Linked DNA regions of Homo sapiens: region 1 is linked to region 2. Evidence: read pairs that join two places in POLR2A ChIA-PET (ENCODE). Cell type or tissue: OCI-LY7. All regions are shown on one strand. Region 1 overlaps KIF3B (kinesin family member 3B). Region 2 overlaps ASXL1 (ASXL transcriptional regulator 1).

Region 1 (4,000 bases), 86 kb after region 2:
AAAGAGCAATAGACTTGGAGTCAGCAGATGTCAGGAAGTTACTGAACTTTTCTGAGCCTCTACTTTCCTCTTCTGGAAATCTGTGTTACAGGATTGGTGTGAGGTCTAAATCTAAATGAAACAACATGTGTAAAGTGCTTACAACAGTGCTTGGCTAATGTATCTTAGCTACGACTATTACCTTCATTGTCATTATCATTGGTAAGTCTTAGTTTTGCTACTGATTACCTAGGTGAGAGCATCTCAAACTTTTAATGTGCACAGGAAACATCCGGGATCTTGGTAAAAGGCAGGCTCTGATTTATTAGATCTGGGCCTTGTTATTGTTGTTGTTTTCTTCTTCTTCTTCTGTTTTTAAAAATACAGAGGAGGTCTCACTGTTTTGCCCAGGTTGGTCTCGGACTCCTGGCCTCCAGTGATCCTCCTGCCTTGACCTCCCAAAGTGCTGGGATTACAAGCGTGAGCCACTACACCCAGCCTAGATTCTGCATTTCTGACAAGGTCCTGGGGACATGGTACATCTGTCACAGAGAACACACTTTGAGCAGCAAGGATCTCCCTAACTCAGCACCTAGAAAATGCTCAATATTACTGACAAAAACAAGTGACCTCTCCACACCACAATGTCTTCATTTGTAAACCAGGGATAATATGTAGTCCAGATGATCTCAACTGATTGACAATTAGTAAATGAGAATGCACAGGAAAGAGCGTTCTAAACTGCAAAGTTATACAAATAGCAGTGGTGGCCAGGTGCTGTGGCTCATGCCTGTAATCCCAGCACTTTGGGAGGCTGAGGCAGGAAGATTGCTTGAAGCCAGGAGTTTGAGACTAGCCTGTAACATAGCAAGACCCCATCTCTACAAAAAATAAAAATTAAAAACAAAAATTTTTTTTTTTTAATTAGCTGGGTGTAGTGGCATGCACCTGTAGTCTCAGCTACTTGGATGGCTGACGTGGGAGGATCGCTTGAGCCCAGGAGTTGGAGGTTACAATGAGCTATGACTGCACCACTGCACTCCAGCCTGGGCAACAGAGTGAGACCAAGTTTTCTAAAAAAATTAGCGGCTCATGCCTGTAATCCCAGCACTTTGAGAGGCCAAGGTGAGTGGATCACTTGTGGCCAAGACGCCTGGACAATACAGTAAGACCCGTCTCTACAAATTTCTTTTTTTTGAGATGGAGTCTCACTCTGTCACCCAGGCTGGAGTGAAGTGGTACAATCTCAGCTCACTGCAACCTCCGCTTCCTAGGTTCAAGCGATTCTCCCGCCTCAGCCTCCGAAGTAGCTGGGACTACAAGCATGCACCACCACACCCGACTAATTTTTGTATTTTCAGTAGAGATGGGGTTTCCCCATGTTGGCCAGGCTGGTCTTAAACTCCTGATCTCAGGTGATCCACGTGCCTCAGCCTCCCAAAGTGCTGAGATTACAGGTGTGAGTCACCATGCCTAGCCATCTACAGAATTTTTTTTTTTTTTGAGACGGAGTCTCACTCTGTCGCCCAGGCTGGAGTGCAGTGGTGCGATCTCAGCTCACTGCAACCACCACCTCCCGGGTTCAAGCGATTCTCCTGCCTCAGCCTCCTGAGTAGCTGGGATTACAGGTGCGCACCACCACGCCCAGCTAATTTTTGTATTCTTAGTAAAGAAGGGGTTTCACCATGTTGGTCAGGCTGGTCTCAAACTCCTGACCTCGTGATCTGCACACCTCAGCCTCCCAAAGTGCTGGGATTACAGGCATAAGCCACCACACCCGTCCCCAAAACATTTTTTTTTAAATTAGCCAGGCACGACAGTACATGCCTGCGGTCCCAGCCACTCAAGAGACTGAGGTAGAAGGATCACTTGAGCCCAGGAGTTCAAGGCTGTGGGGGAGCCATGATCACACCACTGCATTCCAACCTGGGTGACAGAGGGAGTCCCTGTCTCCAAAATGAATAAATTTATTAAATTTAATTAAATAAACAAGTGGCAGTGATAAGACTATTAGTTTTACTATTCACAATGTTGAATGTACAACCCTGTAATGCCCAGATTTACAAGTACAGTTACTGGAATACATAACAATGAAGCTCGAATTCCCTTGCTCAGAAGAGATTCAAGAATCCTCTAGGAATTCTGGTAGAGTACAATAGGTTTTCCAGGGATTCTGAAGTCAAAAGCTCTGAAACTTCAGAACTGTCATTTGGTGACCAGGAAAGAACCACTTTGGCAGGGAGAATGTGGCCATTTGGCACACCAAGTGAACTTCACTAGTGATTCCGCTCCCTCTTCCAGAGCTGGCCAGGCTCCCTCAGCCAAGATCCCGAGTCAGCACTGCAATGCCAACAGCACAAGACAGAAAGACAGATGGGTACTGCCCTGGCAAAGCCCACACCTGCCGCTCCACAGGCTGGCAAAAAGCCAGACTGTAGAAAAGCAGGACTTTTTTTTTTGGTTCACAGTAAGAACGTCAAGCTTCAATCAGTTGCACCTGGCTAGCTTCTGCCAGCATAATCTGGGATTTCCTCCCCACAGACTATAAAGTATGATGCTTATACCTTGTGCCTCTCCTCTACAGGGTTCAAAATAAACTATGAATAATTCTTCCTCATAGGGCCCCTTACCAAAAAGTCCTTTCATCATTTCAGAGGCAGATGGCATCTCTAACATCTACTTAATTGCTCAGGCCAAAAACCCAGGAGTCATCCTTATTCTCTCACCCTCATCCCGCCATCCTGCTGGTTCTACCTCCGAAACACATCCCCAATCCGTCCTCTTACCATCTCCACTGCCACCAACCTAGAAAGCCACTATCTTCTCTCACCTAACCTCTTAACTAGCCTCCTGGCTGCCACTCCTATGCCCTCTAAAATTCACTGCCACAAAGAGGCCAGAGTGATTTTTTTAAAAAACAAAAATAGATCATGCCACGTCCCTTCTCCAGAACCTCCAATGATTTCCACAGCTTTTAGAACAAAATCCCAACTCATTACTCTAGCAGACAAGGTCCTGTATGATCTGAGCGCTCCCTACCACTTCCATCCCCTACATCCACCCACCTCCCCACTCTGCCTTTGACTCACCTGTCCCTGCCATTGTAAGCCTTCTTGCAGTTTCTGGAACTTACCAAGCTTGTTGCCACCTCACAGCCTTTACCCTTGCTCTTCCTTCTGACATGTCTTCAAATGGCTGGCCCGTCCCTGGGAGCAAATCTCAGCAAAAACGTCACCATCCTAGCAAGGCCTTTTCTTTTTCTTTTTGTTTGTTGGGTTTTTTTTCTTTTTGAGATGGAGTCTCGCTCTGTTGCCCAGGCTGGAGTGCAATGGCGCAACCTCGGCTTACTGCAGCCTCTGCTTCCCAGGTTCAAGCAATTCTTGTGCCTCAGCCTCCTGAATAGCTGGGACTACAGGCACGTGCCACCACACCCAGCTAAGTTTTGTATTTTTAATAGAGATGGGATTTCACCCCAGCACTTATTCCTCATCCAAATTCCCTTGTTCATTTACTGCTGTATTTTTCTGTTTGCTGCCAGTAGAATATAAGCTGCATGAGAGCAAGGGACTCTGTACCTTTCTACCATGATATCTCCAGGCTAAAACAGAACTGACACATTCTAGGTGCTCAGGAAATACTGAATAAATACAATCCGGGCAGGATAGTGGTAAGTACACTGAATTTGAAGACAGAAGACTGGATTTCAACGTGAAATGGGCCACTCAATAGCATCATGGCTTCTTGGCTTCCATTCAGATTCCTCGACTATAAAACAGAGATCCTAATCTGCACCTTACCTTCCTTGAAGGGACACAGATAAGATTAAATGAGTAAAAGCATGTGTAAGCAAGTGTAGGCATTTTTGTAAGCCATTAGGCACCTTATTGTTATTGTCAAGTATTGCTACTCTCTGTTACATAAGACGGGGTCTTTCTCAGGGACTTGCGAATTAATGGATGAAAAGGCTTAGGAAGCAATCTGAGGTTTCTAATCCAGGCACCTAACAGAAGTCTAGGGACAC
Region 2 (4,000 bases):
TCCCAAAGTGCTGGGATTACAGGCATGAGCCACCACAGCCGACCACAAAGCTAGGTTTTGGGCTCAGTGGCTCTGTCTCTTCCAAGGCTCGATTACAAGAAAAGCATACAAAACTGAAAGGAAAAAGACCAAACTATTGGATATAAAAAAATATAGAAAACAGCACAGACATCTGACCCCAAGATAAACTTTATTTATATATAAAGACCAAGTTTTATGGCTTCATGTTATATAGTTGGTATTTGTTCAGGTATTTATTTTGAATACAGTCCATCAAGAAAACAAAACTTAAAGGAAAAAGTTTGTACTGACTGCTAAAATTTATAACCCACTATGGAAGAACGAAAGGGTCAGCATCAAATTTTCAGTTTCTCCAATGTCGACAAGTCATCTTATGTCTAAATCAGGGGTCGACAAAGTACAGCCCCAAATCAAATCTGGCCTGCAGCCTGTTTTCGTAAGTAAAACAAACATTTGTAAATAAATTTTTTTTTTTTTTGGAACACAGCCATGCCCATTCATTTGGGTATGGCTGCTTTCCTACTACAATGGCAGACCTGAGTGGTTAAGACAAAGACAGTATGATCCACAAAACAAAAAAACATTGATTTTCTGGTCCTTTACAGAAAAACTTTGCAGACCCCCGGTCTAAATGATTACCATATATATCACAAATGGTGGAAAAATAATTAGCCTGTTCATTTCGGCCCTATTTAAGCTTTATTATGAACTCTACCTGATTTAAGTACTCTTACTTTATAATTACTGTCACTTAATTTCCACAAATATGTTCACATTTCAGTTATTTTCCATAGAGTAGGTCTTACATTAGCTGACCAGTAATTTATCCTTCACATCATTACTACAACAAAATCCTAATTAAGGCACATCTGTGGCCAGGTGCAGTGGCTCACGCCTGTAATCCCAGCACTTTGGGAGGCTAAGGCGGACGGATCACAAGGTCAGGAGTTCAAGACGAGCCTGGCCAACATGGTGAAACCCCGTCTCTACTAAAAATACAAAAATTACCTGGGCATGGTAGTGCACTCTTAGCTACTCAGGAGGCTGAGGCAGAAGAATTGCTTGAACCTGGGAGGTGGAGGGTGCAATGAGCTGAGATCGCACCACTGCACTCCAGCCTGGGCAACAGAGTGAGACTCCATCTCAGAATAAAAAAAAAAAAAAAAAAAAAAAGGCACATCTGCAATTATCCCCATAGTTATGCTTCAGTTTTGTACAATCTACAAAGATATAGACAAGAAAAGATGAACACACAAACAAGAGCTGCTATGACTAAATAATTTCTAATATCTGATTCATATTAGAACACCTCAAAGTGCCATTTAGAACCAACAGCATCTGGCCAGGTGCGGTGGCTCATGCCTGTAATCCCAGCACTTTGGGAGGCCGAGGTAGGTGGATCACCTGAGGTCAGGATTTCGAGACCAGCCTGGCCAACATGGTGAAACCCCGTCTCTATTAAAAAAAATAAAAAAATTAGCCGAGCATGGTGGCATGTGCCTGTAGTCCCAGCTACTTGGGAGGTTGAGGTGGGAGAATCACTTGAACATGGGAGGCAGAGATTGCAGTGAGCCGAGATCTCGCCCCATTGCACTCCAGCCTGGGTGACACAGCGAGACTATGTCTAAAAAAAAGAAAAACATCAGTGTCACCTGACTGCATATGAGAAATGCAAATTCATGGCCCCTATTCCAGACCTACCAGGTGATTTTTATGCACATTAAAAGTCCAAGAATCACTGCACCAAAAGAGAGTTCATATCACTTACCTTGAGCGTGAAAAGGCTGATTCGGCCAGGCAGTTTATAAAACAACCCCTCTCCTCCTCTTGAATTGGAATGTAGCATAGCATTGAGGCATGCGAGAGGGGAAGTCCCACTGTAAAACCACAAAAGAATGGATGAGGGTTATACAATCCATCTGCCTACTTAAAGACCTAATCCCTCCAACTCATTCTTAAATGAGAAGAAGCTAAGCAAGAAATACAGAAGAAAAAATCTCATGACAATTTCACTGTGAAAATAGTAAAAGAATAACCAAATGAAATTCACATAAATCACACTCAGAAAACTCTGGAATAAACATTATGTGATACCCGAAATCCATAACTAACACTTCTTCAGTGCTTTTTGACAATATAAATCAAATTTCCAAGAAATTTAGAAAAACCTCACAATTTTTTCAAGTTATATTTTAATAAGTTAATAAATTTTTAGTAAAATTTTACTATTAAAAGTTTCCTAGCCTCTATATTTCAATCTACATATCATACTCAGAAACTGCCACAGAATACTATGACAAAGAATCACAGAATCAATGGTGCTGTGCCAATAAAACAAGCAGAACTTTTTTTCCAGTTAAACATTTTCTAGTAAGTACACAAAAAGAACAGTATTTCATTTGTTTTTTCTCTGCTGGAAGTGGGGAGATTGAGTTTTATTCTGTATCTACCCAGGAACAATTATTTAAACCTAAATGCAAAAAGTAAGTCAAGTGGATTTAGTTCCCAGTAATGCTTAAAAAATAAACTGAAACAATGGCATACTAAGTTGTTTCATGGTCCCTGCCACAACAGCAGGTTACAAAACGTGACAATTCAGTGCAAAGGATGCTACTTACTGAATCTTTAAATAGAAAAGCTACCAAAAATATCAACAAATGACCATTATTAATATTAACTGAGTTTGGCACTAGCATATTAGTGCTAGGAGTCACCTGTGCACCCTCTCTTCCCTCTCCCCAGCATGTTAAAAAATATATAAATAGCTTAAGTAAGCCTCTTTGCATTTTTCAGAACTAGAAGCCCTAATTTATGCAGTGTTAAAAATAAATTCTGAGTCTAAAAAAACCATTAAAAAACTATTACTTATTTTGCCTTGGAACACACTGGATGCTAAAAAATTTTTCACCAAGAACCAATCTCTAAAAGAAACCCTATGCAAAATCTGGAGTATCAAGTGGGTGTGCTAGCATCTCTGCTACAAGGGGAACAGCATGCTGGCACAGCTCTTCTGTGACTCCTACATATTATACCTCTGTCTACAAATTACAGAGCTGCTCACTCATCATGAGCCATCATGACTGCTTCATAATTCCTCTAAGAACAAGAAGCAGAAACAAGTTAAGGTTCTCAATTCCATATGTCCCAAAGGGACTCATTTACCTTCTATAGGCAAAGTGGTCCAACAGCAGTGCAGACAGCAGCATGATGGGAAATAGCCCATAAAAACAAAAATAAAGCACAATTATAACACTACACAGTGGATAAGTACAAGTCAAATAAATGTGATGTAGACAATCTCAATCTTCCCTCCCCACAAAACATCAACTTGAGAACGTTTGAACTGACAACTGGAAAGTGAAGGCCTTTTGACCCTAAAAGGTCAATTAAAGCAGCTAAGTTTGACTAGCAAAAACATGAAGTTTGCTCTGAGTCCCAGGCAAGGACTGTGTAGTGCTCTCCTCTTTCCTCATTTAAGTACTTTCTTTGTTTTTTGTTTTGTTTTGTTTTTTGAGATGCAGTCTTATTCTGTTGTCCAGGCTGGAGTGCAGTGGTGCAATCTCGGCTCACTGCAACCTCCGTCTCCTGAGTTCAAGCGATTCTCCAGCCTCCGCCTCCCAAGCTGGAACTACAGGCTACAGGCATGCGTCACCATGCCGGCTAATCTTTGTATTGTTAGTAGAGACGGGGTTTTGCCATGTTGGCCAGGCTGGTCTCGAACTCCTGACCTAAGTGATCTGCCTGCCTTGGCCTCCCAAAGTGCTGGGATTACAGGCATGGGCCACTACCCCCAGCTTTTTTTTTTTTTTTTTTTAAGTTTGAAGTTAGGATGAGGAAAAAGAAAGATGAAAGATAGTCCTGGCTTTCAAGCCTGCAAATTCTATGTTTCTAACTTGTTACTTCTCCAGGAAAACTACACCATAAATTTGGAAAATAAAGGTCACCTCAAAATTTAGTAAATTCACATCATATATGACTG

Evidence for each region. ChIA-PET counts read pairs that join two places held together with the same protein. Peaks named below come from ENCODE experiments on the same cell type or tissue, not always from the same donor. Only the 100,000 strongest peaks of a DNase experiment are listed, where the experiment ranks them.
Region 1: POLR2A ChIA-PET joins it to region 2 with 5 read pairs; 10 of 35 experiments call an interaction of 5 or more read pairs at or near these places.

What each region holds. Positions count from the first base shown.
Region 1 is chr20:32,280,986-32,284,985 of GRCh38, reverse strand. All of the region lies in intron 1 of KIF3B (kinesin family member 3B), which reads right to left. Among named protein-coding and RNA genes, the nearest start is that of KIF3B, 5.3 kb to the right of the region's middle. In OCI-LY7, no CTCF peak of the experiment used is centred here; a DNase peak (open chromatin) is centred at 2,455; H3K4me3 peaks cover 1,813 bases; H3K27ac peaks cover 3,388 bases.
Region 2 is chr20:32,366,913-32,370,912 of GRCh38, reverse strand. ASXL1 (ASXL transcriptional regulator 1) reads right to left here. Exons shown (of 13, transcript NM_015338.6): 3 at 3,184-3,186; 4 at 1,790-1,898. Among named protein-coding and RNA genes, the nearest start is that of ASXL1, 11 kb to the right of the region's middle. RefSeq lists an enhancer at 1,564-1,673. In OCI-LY7, no CTCF peak of the experiment used is centred here; a DNase peak (open chromatin) is centred at 1,742; H3K4me3 peaks cover 2,521 bases; H3K27ac peaks cover 2,738 bases.